Regions from separate parts of the Homo sapiens genome. Here region 1 is linked to region 2. The links are chromatin contacts, found by Hi-C in ENCODE. All regions are on one chromosome and are shown on one strand. Each heading gives the region's core, a stretch centred on a gene start or an enhancer-like site at or near the end of the contact. The rest is flanking DNA. Distances are from core to core; before and after follow the strand shown. Region 1 holds the start of CHCHD4 (coiled-coil-helix-coiled-coil-helix domain containing 4). Region 2 holds the start of TAMM41 (TAM41 mitochondrial translocator assembly and maintenance homolog).

Region 1 (3,479 bases), core at 980-3,479, 2.3 Mb after region 2:
ATAAAGATGTGGGCACCCATTGTACACCAAGCCCTGTGCTAGATGCTGGGGATTCCACAGCCCATCTGATGCTCTCAGCTTAGTGCGAGAAGACAGGCAGGAAGTAAGATGGCAAAAAATAAAAAAGGTCATTTCAGACAGTTCAGGATGTGAAAGACACAAAGGGTCAGGAGGTGATATTGGAGCTAAATGTTAAAGGATGAGGAGTCAGCCACGGAAGAGCTGAAGGCAGGATATACCAAACCAAGGGAATAGCCAAGAGGCTAGAGGCTGGGCAGCAAAAGGGTGGGAAGAGACCAGGCTGGAAAGGCAGACAGGGCCAGATCACATAAGCTCTGATACAGTAAGCAGTTTGGGATCATTTTTTAAAAATCCTATGGGAAGCATAAAGGATCAGTGGGGGGCGGAGGGGGGGAAGTTAGGGACTTCTTACGGGGACAGTGGTATGCACAAGATAAATACTAAGGAAGGCCTATAAGTGAGTGCTTTCAATTCTCACTCCTCTCCGAACTAAGAGAGATCTTTGAAGCAGGAAAAGATAGGGCTCCATGTTTTGGAGGCAGATGGACCTAGCCTCCCCTTTCCAGAGAAAACTGCCTCCTGTAAATCCTCAAAGAGGAGGGTCTTGTTTATCAGCACAGCCTCATTATACCCAAAGGCTCAAAAATTATTTGCTAAATGAAGTAAATTAGAGAAAGACTCGAAATTAAAAACAAGAGTGGTGAGGGCAGAGGACTTTTGCTTATGGCACACATTAAGTAGTAATCAGCGGAAATATAATAGTACTCATTAAAGAGTGAGTCTTATGGCTTTACGACCCAGAGGAGGAGAGGTTCTAGAAGCAGACAGCGCCACCAGGGAAAAGGCTCAGAATTTTAGGCTGAGCTAGTCTCCTAACTGGATGTGTAACTACAGGTAGGCCACCTCCTTCTCTGGGCTTCAGATTGCTTGAATTAACTGACGGAGCTGGAGTATTCACCAAAGAATTTCTGGGGGACTTCCAACTCTCTCTGTAGTTTTATAACCATCCATCCCCCTTCTCTGGCGCAGAGAAGGTGCTTCATGAGTATTTGCCGTATCAATGAAGCCCAACATCTCATTTTACAACACTGGATACCAGGGCCTGGAGGGGTTAGGTGGGAGCTCAGGGCCAAGGAGCCAGTTTGTGGCAGTGTGTGGGGAGGCCCTCCGACCTGTGGCTCGGGTACTTCTGAGCTCTTGGGTAGAGTAACATCAAGGAAGCAGTAGGTGGTCGGAGCTCAACTTTGGGGTGGGAGGTAGGCAGGGTTCTCCCTGCAATCCACTGGGCACTAGATTGGATAAGGCTCTTCTGGGGTCACAATGCCCAGGCTCAAACCCCAGCTCCACGATTTGCTGGCTGAGTGGCTTTAGCCATGTCTCCTGTGTCTAACTTTACTCTTCAGTAAAATGTGACCAACAACAGAGCCTGACTTACAAAGGTCGCAGCGAGATCTGTGAGACAAGCCAGGCAAGTTTCCTTGAACAGTGCCTGACAGGTAGCAGGGGGCTCAAAAACATTCCCGTTAGTGGAACTCCTAGCACTCCAGCACAGCACACGCTACCCCGAGTGGCAACTTTTCGGGACGCGCCTTTTAAAGGCGCGTGCAAAATGTAAACACGTGGGGTATGGCAGGAGCGGTAGTGATAATTAACCACCATACATTCCCAGTTTCGAGCCACACGCAACGTGCTCGGCACTTCCCGTGCCCCAACCGGACCTAGTTTACGACTTCCTACGCACAGGCCCCTCTGAGGTCAGGGTTCGGGCTTCACTGTGACCTTGGACCAGCCCCGTTCCCCCCAGAGCTTCGGTTTTCTCATCCGCAAAACAGGAGTAGCGACCCCCCAGCCGGCCCGCCTCCGAGTGTCCCAGGGTGGGCACCTGGGCCGCGCCTCAGGTGGCCCGCGCCCGGCGTGGTCGCGGGGCGCCGGGGCCCGCGTGTCTCCCGCAGGCCCTCGTAGGCCGGTCTCCGTGGCAGCCCGCCCTCCCTACCTTCCTGCCGGCAATAGGACATGGCTGCAGCCCGTCCCTGAGACCTTGCAGAAGCGGCGGTGGCGGCAGCTGCACCTTTACGCCGTGACCTCCCTCTCCTCTGGCAGGGCGGGCTCCTCCGAAGCCCGCGCGGACCCGCCCCCTCCCAGGCCTGCCCGCCGCGCGCCTGCCTCGGCGCCCTCGCAACCGCGGCCAGGCCAACCTCAGCCGGAAACTACATTTCCCAGCAGGTCGCGCGCTCCTCGACAGCTCTCCAGGCAGTAGAAACTACATTTCCCCGAAAGCTTTGCAGTGCGCAGGCGCATCAATGAGGTACTGCAATGTCCCGGACCGTATAGTTTCCAGGACGTCTCGCCGCGCGCATGCGCAGAAACACTGGGCACAGGGGGAGGTAACTGCAGTAAGTCCCGCTTGGCCCTGGAGTCCACGCGGATTTTCGAAGCTGGGGCTGGCAAGAGGCCGCTGGACACCACGCTCCAGTCGTCAGCCCACTTCCTAGCTGAACAGCGCGAGGCGGCGGCAGCGAGCCGGGTCCCACCATGGCCGCGAATGTGAGTATCCCCGGGCCAGCCGGGCCACACCCAGGCTTCCCCGTCGCCCTGGGGCTTTTCCCCGGGGTCCTCTAGGTCCATTTCGCCGCCTGGAGCTCCTCCGTGCGGCTAGGCCCGCATCTCCCTCTGCTCGCCGTGTCTGTGCCTTCGCCAGCTCATCCCTCTGCTCATCTCGCGGCCTGTCCAGGCTTCTTTTGTCCGTGTTCCTTGGCTCGCCTCGTCCTCGGCGTTCGTGCGGAGGCGGACTCGGAGGTGTTGCTCCCGTACTGGGATCTGCTTGTACGCCTCTCCGCGGCCCCTCCTTGCATTCCCAGTTCCCTCCTGTACCTTGGGGCCCTGAAACTTGCGCATTATGAGAGCTGGACGCGACCTCAGAGAGGGCGCCAGTCCCTTGGGAGGGAGGAAGGCGATCCAGCCCAAGTGGAGCTGTCCAGCAATGGACAGACAGGGCTGTCCAGGCGGGCAGAGAGCTCTCCGCCCTAGGGAGTCTCTGTAAACCGAGTCTGTGATGCTCCAAAAAGCTTAGGCTGGGCTGGGAGCGAAGGAGTTGGGGGAGAGGGAGCATTTCTCTACTGTCGGGGCCCCTCCTCCCCCTAGCAAGGATTTGGTTGGAGGAGGCCTGGCTGAGGGCTGTTCCCTCAAGGCCTCTTCTCCCTGCAACTAGCCTTTCTCGGGAAACTATTTAAGCCCAACATTCATTCAACAAGCAGCGCCTCCTACCAGGGCGCTGGGTGTGGGAGAAGCTGGTGACTCACCTCTCCCCTCCTCTGTGAAAGTGCTTCTAGGGCCCGCTTAGGAGCCCAGCCAGCCCCAGACACACCCTCCCTCCTGCTTTGGTAGAGTGTCCTAGCAGCTCTCCCCTTGCCTGTCACACCCTATTTCCAGACACCGCCTCTGTCCCCAAGCGTCCTCTC
Region 2 (6,775 bases), core at 139-2,638:
ACACTTGAGATTTGGTGGCGAGGCAGGTATGGAATAAACATGTTTTTTAAAAATGTGTAATTATGTTAAGGTAAATTCGGGAAAAATAACTAGCCTATAATAACCTATAATTTCTCATATGCTGCCAATTTAAAGAAAAATATTAAATAGTAGTGTAAGTGGGAAACAGAGGAAATCCAAGCAACAGCATAGATGGCCTCACCAGGAAGTGAACAGGCAGGATGTTAATCAGAAGACAGACTACAGTCAGGTATCCAGACGCAGGGGGCCCCATTAAAACCTGCACACTGAATTCTGCAAATTACAAGGAAAACTGTACCCTTACTGAGGCTGTGCTGAGCCAACTCTGAAAAGTAACAATGCCTAGTCTCAAACAGACCGTTGTTAAAAGTGCTGAGCGAGGGTAAATACACTGGTCACGCACTAACTTTTGATGTTAGTTACTTTCACTGCACCTGCCCTGGCCCTACAACCAGTCCGCCAACTTCCTGAAGTCAGAAGATCATTTTGCATTTTCTCCTACATTTATAGAGGTGACTCTCAACAAACTTGGCTGCGCATTAGAATCACCTGGGACGTTTCTTAAATTCCTGAAGCCCAGGCCTCATCCCAAACCAATTAAATCAGAATCTCCATCGGCGGAAGCCGAGCATTAGGATTTTCTTAAAAGCTCCCCAGAAAATTCCGATGTCCAGCCGACTAAAACACTGAAAGAACCTGATAACGATTTCTTTTCCTTTCTTCCATTTGCCCCTGCAGCAGTTTTTCCTTCTGCCTAACTGCTTCTCCTGCTCTAGACCCACGTGGATTCCTAAGTATCCTTCAACACCGTCGCTTCAACTCGCGCTGTCGTTATACTAGGAAGGCAGGCCTATGGTTCACTCTGCTAGTGGACACGTGGAGTGTGCAGAGCGGACAGGCAGCTCTCCGACTCTGAAGGAATCGAGGGCAAAACGGGACTCGTGAGAACAGACAGTTCCCCGTCGTGGGGCTGCCCGGGCTCACCTTCTGGTCTGAACTCGGCCCTGCCTGGCGGTACACCCCGGAGCCGTAGACGAAAGCCAGACTCAGCTCCTCGGGGAAGTGAGACAGGATCTTGCGGAAGGTCACCCACGAGCTCTGCAGCGTCTGCAGCGCCATGGGGTCGAGGCTAACAGGGGACACTCAGCGCAGCAGGGCGAGGACAACCGGGCGGGGAACAGACACCGGGTAGGCGGTTTAGGGTGGGAAATGGAAGTCGGAGACTGGATCGAGGGACACAAGGCTGAGTGTGGGGTGGGACTGCAAGCACACGCAAGGATTGGGGCGTTGGGCCACGAAGAGCAGCGGCGAGAAGACGCAGCCCAGATAGGCTCGGGTGGGCGGCGGTCGCACAGGCAGAGCTTCCGTCCCTTGCTACGCCCCACGCACGCACAGGCGCTTCCAAGACGCAAGAGGCGGTGCTCGCCTTAGTGTGGGGAACGCGAGGCTTTGCATTGTCCCCTCGTGGTCGGAGGAGTGCCCTACAGGCTGGCGGCTAGGTTGCGACTTGGACAAATCGGCGGAGGCGAGCGTCACCCGACTCCGCGGGCCCTGAGCCTTGATAGCCTCTGTACTTCTCTCTTCAAACTACGGTTTAAAGAATGACTATAAAATCGGGAGCGTATTGAAGGTTTTTAAGTGAGGCGACACTCACATAATATGGAACTAGCCGTTCTGAAATGGACAGTGTAGTAGCATGTAGTGCCTTCACAATATTGTGCCCCCATCATCGCTCTAGTTCCAAAATTGCAGATTTCGAAGATTTGGAAAAACACAAAATTAAAATGATGCCCAATCCCGCCATGTAGAGAATACCACCGTCAAGATTTGACGGAGACTTCTTCACGCTAAAGCCCTTTTCAAATACAAGGGTGGATATGGGAGTGCACAGACGTTCTCTGATACTTGCATTTAATTTCAAGGGTGGATCACAGTTTTTGCCCCCTTGCCTTGTGGAATGGTCTCACAAAGGGTGCTTCAAATGCAGTTTCTGGAGGAAACAGGACCCTAGGAGTAGAAAAATCTTACAGCTCTCCTCTTTGTATAACTGGAGAAACTTGCTGAAGATTACCATTCAGGAGGTGGTTTGACTTCCAGGACAGAAACTTTTTCAACTACCCTCTCCTTCCTCCCCAAAATACACTACCTCTCAAAAATAATAGAAATAGTAATAGCTAACATTCAGGTAATGTTGACACATTTTCACATGCACTTCTCACTGAGCACCCTCTAGTGCCCTGTGGCAGGAGGGCCTTGGTTTTACTGATGGCCAAGCTAAGGCTTAGAGAGGTAAAGCCAGGTGATAGGATCACATCAGCCTGTGGCAAAACTAGAGCTAAACCCAGGTCTGGCTCCAACTCTGGGATTTTTTCGGAAATTCTGCTCTGTCCTTGAAGGGTTTTGAGCAAGGACTTATGTAATTCACATGTTAGCCTGAATTGTGGGGGACTGATTAGACAGTTGTTATCATAGTTCCCCCATGAACTGGAAACGGCTAGGCCAAGGTCTTAGGAGCAGGGATGGGATTAAATCAATTGGAAAAATGATTACTTGCACTCACACTCTGGGCCTGCACTGAGATGAAGAGATCTGAGCTGCCTGCTGCCCTGCAGGAGCTAGGGGTCTGTAGAGGAGAGGAGACAGAACTGCAAATCAGAGTAGAATTTGGGTAATGCAGCCAGGTACCCAGCACAGTGCCGGAATGTAATGTCCCTCCAATGGGAACGTCAGTCAGTTCTGGGTGTTGGGGAAAGGGACCAGAAGAGGTTTCACAATGATGGCATTTTGAGCCAGGCCTGGAAGCTGGGTAGGAGTTTATCAGGTAGAAGATAGATGGGAAAATTCAACCAAGAAAGAATTGAAAGGACTCGGTGACAATAATACTAATAATAGGTGTCATTATTAAGCACTTAGTATGCCCAGGCACTTTTTAGACTTCTTTGGGGCTTTTCTGTTTTTGTTTTTTTTTTGAGACCGAGTCTTGCTCTGTTGCCCAGGCTGGAGTGCAGTGGCACGATCTCAGCTCACTGTGACCTCTGCCTCCTGGGTTCAAGCAAGCATGCCTGGCTAATTGTTGTATTTTTAGTAGAGATGGGGTTTCACTGTGTTGGCCAGGCTGGTCTCGAAATCCTGACCTCTAGTGATTTGCCCACCTCAGCCTCCCAAAGTGCTGGAATTACAGGCGTGAGCCACTGCACCCAGGCTTTTTATACTTGTTTCTTTTCATCACTCCAGAGATCCTATGAGGCAGGTTCTCTAAGATGATGATATTTTTCATACGAGGAAACAGAGGTCCTAAGAGGAGCAGTAAATGTTCCAAAGTCACACAGGAAAGTGGTGAAGTCGGGGTTTGAACCTAGGGCTACCTACCTCTAAAGGCCAAGGTCTTTACCACCATGTTTAAGTGTCCTCTACAGCGGCTTGCAGGGTGAGAGAAGGAAATGGGAAGAAAGCAGGCACTCAGGCATCAGCCAAGAGTCAGGAGCAGCAGCAGTAGCCGCAGCAACAAGCAGGAGACCAGGGCAAGGGAGCGGAGAGAGGCCGTTTGTCTGCGGCCCCTGGTGTGGGCATGGTCACTTCCGTTCATTTTTACTACATATCGCCCTTGCCCAGGGTGCCGGAATCAGAGTGCACTCACCGTGGAATTACACTGAAGCCTCTCACCCAAAGACAGTGAATAAATCTCATTACCAGCCGGTTCCTTTTTTATTTCCTTCCTTCCCTTGGGGAAATAATTCAACGTCATTGGATTTTTCCTGTTTGCAAAAGTAATCCATGTTCATAAAAATGTAAACATTATGAAATACATACATCATGCCCCAGAAATAGCCACGGTAATCTTTGGCACATATTCCTTCCAATATTTTTCTATGAATATATTAACATTAAAAACAATTTTAAGTGGATTCCTAGGATAGATACTATTTTGCAATTTGCTTTTTTTGCACTTAGCGTATCAGGGACAATGTTCTGTGTCAGAATATATAGATTTCCCTCATTCCATGTATTAGTAGCAAATTATTCTAAGATATGGATATGCCATAATTTTGTTTAAAATTTTTTGTTTAAAAGAAAGTGTTTAAACATTTTCTTTCTCTTTCTTTCTTTCTTCTTTTCTTTTGTTTCTTTCTTTTTTTTTTTTTTTTTTTGAGAGCGAGTCTTGCTCTGTCACCCAGGCTGGAGTGCAGTGGCACAATCTAGGCTCCCTGCAACCTCCACCATCCGGGTTGAAGTGATTCTCCTGCCTCAGCCTCCTGAGTAGCTGGGATTACAGGTGCCCGCCACCACATCTGGCTAAGTTTTGTATTTTTCGTAGAGACAGGGGTTTCACTATGTTGGCCAGGCTGGTCTCGAACTCCTGACCTCAAGTGATCCACCCGCCTCGGCCTCCCAAAGTGCTGGGGTTACAGGCATCCTGGCCTGTTTAAACATTTTATTGTTGATGGATGTAGGTTATTTCTAGTTTTCACACCTGCAAACAATGCTATCATGAGCATCCTTGTACATTTTATGTGCATGAACAAGTATTGCTATAAGACAGATTCCTAGAAGGGGAATTGCTGGGTCAGAGTGTCAGCACGCTGCTAAATTCCCCTCCAAAAGATGGTGCCAATTCACACACCCACCAGCAGAGTTCAGCCCTTGATAGAAATAAAGATGCTGCAATGTTTCTCCATTTGTCTCCCTTACAGGCGTTCACACCCAATTATCAGCAATTTTCATGTTCACAAACACTTTTCTTCCTGCAATGCAAAACCACCAGCTGGAAGGTTCCATCACATTCCTGTGTGCATTTTGCCTTTCCCCAGAAAGAGGCAGAAGCAACGTAGCCACGAACACATTTGTATTCTTCAGCAGAAATCTCCCTGCTCCTGGCCCTTCATCCACCCACTCTCTTTTAAATTACCATGGCTTGTGAAATTAGAGGCTATTAGGAAGACCCAGTGTTCTATATAATCGCTTTAGGGTTCTGTTGGAAAGCTTATACCAATGAAATAAACATGTTAGAGAGCCACTTACAAATATAGATAAATGCCTGGTGACTCGAGTGAATATTGGGCCTCATTCTTCTGATTTATCTAGCAGTTGTCTTTGTATTCCTTAATAATGACCTTGTCAGGCTTTCACTAGGAGAAGGTTCATCGAATCCATGTAATCCATTTTTTTTAAAGCCCTGTAAAAAAACATCTATGGCTTTAATGCTTTTTTTTTTTTTTTCTAATCAGTGTTTAAGTACAGGAGAGAAAAATGTTTGGGGAAGAATAAAAATCCAGGCTCAGTGGTTCTTACAATTAGCCACATGTTCAATTGGTCTGCTGATGGAGGGGAAGGAGAGGGGTCTTGATCTCCATCTTGTCAGAGGTGGGTCACCCTGTCCCATTTGTCCATTCTCGGCTGATTGATGGTTAGAACTGGGACAGACTGGGAGCATTTTTTCGTTTTTTCTTTTCTTTTCTTTCTTTTCTTTTCTTTTTTTCTTTTCTTTTCTTTTTTTTTTTTTTTTTTTTTTGAGACAGGGTTTCACTCTGTCACCCAGGCTGGAGTGCAGTGGCACGATCTCGGCTCACTGTAACCTCTGCCTCCCAGGCTCGAGTGATCCTCCCACCTCAGCCTCCTGAGTAGCTGGGATTACAGGCATGTACTACCACACCAGGCTAATTTTTGTATTTTTGTAGAGAATGGGGTTTCACCATGTTGTCCAGGCTGGTCTTGAACCCTTGAGCTCGAACAATCCACCCACCTAGGCCTCCCAAAGTGCTGGAATTACAGGCGTGAGCCACTATGCCCAGCCAACTGAGAGCATCTTAATACATCTTTAGTGTCTGATCAGGGGCTTGAAGGTACCACCTGGGTTGGAATCCAGGCCCCAGGATTTAATAGCTGTGTGACCTTGGACAAGAAGACTTAGCCTCTCTGTGCTTTCCTTTCCTCATCTGCAGCCTGGGGAGAGTAATGACACCTCACTCACAGGGTTGTTGTGACAGCAAATGAAACAGTATCTAGAAAGTACATAGAATAGTGCCTGGAGTAAGCTTTCAATAAACGGAGGACATCCTCCTGAATTCTTAAGAGACAATGTACAAAAGGAATTAAGAAGCATAATTATACCTACATCTTTATGGCGTTTAGCATTTTACACAAAGCACTTTGCAGACATGATTTTATTTAGCTCTTAAAACAAATCCTGGGAAATTAGTAGCTACTATTTCAGTTTTACAGATGGATAAACTGAAGCTTAGAAAAAAGAATTGATGTGCCTGAAGTCACAGGGCTAATGGCAGCTGCTAATACAGCCTCCAAGTCCAATCCCTTTCCTCTTGCACGAGAAAAATAACACGGGGTGTTCATTTCACCAAGGGACCCATTCATTCATTGATTCATTCTCCCATTGAAACCTTCCTCATCCTTTAGTCCCAGCTCAGCTATCAAAGTGTTCTGTTCTCTGTGCCTTCCTAACCCTTTGCTTTTAGCTCTCTAGCTCTTGTCTTAAATATCAGATATGTCCATCAAGTACAATTATAAAAGGCTTAGGGGCCCTTTGAGGTCAGGAACCATATCTTATTAATCTTTCTGTCCTTTAGTGCCTAGTACAGTGCCTGAAACAAAATTTCTGCATTTGCAAATGTTATAGTCTGGTGGCAAAAAATTCACATGCATGCAAAAAAAAATACACTATGGAGAGTATAAACCAGATCTATACCACCGCAATGGTAAGACAGCAGGGGTTACTTTTTCTTCAGGGTTTCTGGGAAAG

The links. A loop is a pair of places that touch in the nucleus more often than their neighbours do. Pooled maps may share reads with other maps.
Region 1: a map of CD8-positive, alpha-beta T cell shows a loop between it and region 2 (7-fold over the local background). The contact joins the promoter of CHCHD4 here to the promoter of TAMM41 in region 2. A Hi-C loop is called at or near these places in 1 of 168 maps with a recorded cell type or tissue (CD8-positive, alpha-beta T cell), 2 of 37 single-sample maps with no recorded cell type and 6 of 50 pooled maps.

Annotation. Positions count from the first base shown.
Region 1 is chr3:14,122,641-14,126,119 of GRCh38, forward strand. CHCHD4 (coiled-coil-helix-coiled-coil-helix domain containing 4) reads right to left here and starts at 2,230. Exons shown (of 3, transcript NM_001098502.2): 1 at 2,015-2,230. The coding sequence starts at 2,036. TMEM43 (transmembrane protein 43) reads left to right here and starts at 2,412. Exons shown (of 12, transcript NM_024334.3): 1 at 2,412-2,565. The coding sequence starts at 2,554. RefSeq lists enhancers at 987-1,086, 1,855-2,589, 2,457-2,656, 2,590-3,324, 2,757-3,046 and 1 more and silencers at 1,647-1,696, 1,707-2,266.
Region 2 is chr3:11,845,497-11,852,271 of GRCh38, forward strand. It overlaps TAMM41 (TAM41 mitochondrial translocator assembly and maintenance homolog), which reads right to left and starts at 1,389. Exons shown (of 8, transcript NM_001284401.2): 1 at 1,006-1,389. The coding sequence starts at 1,140.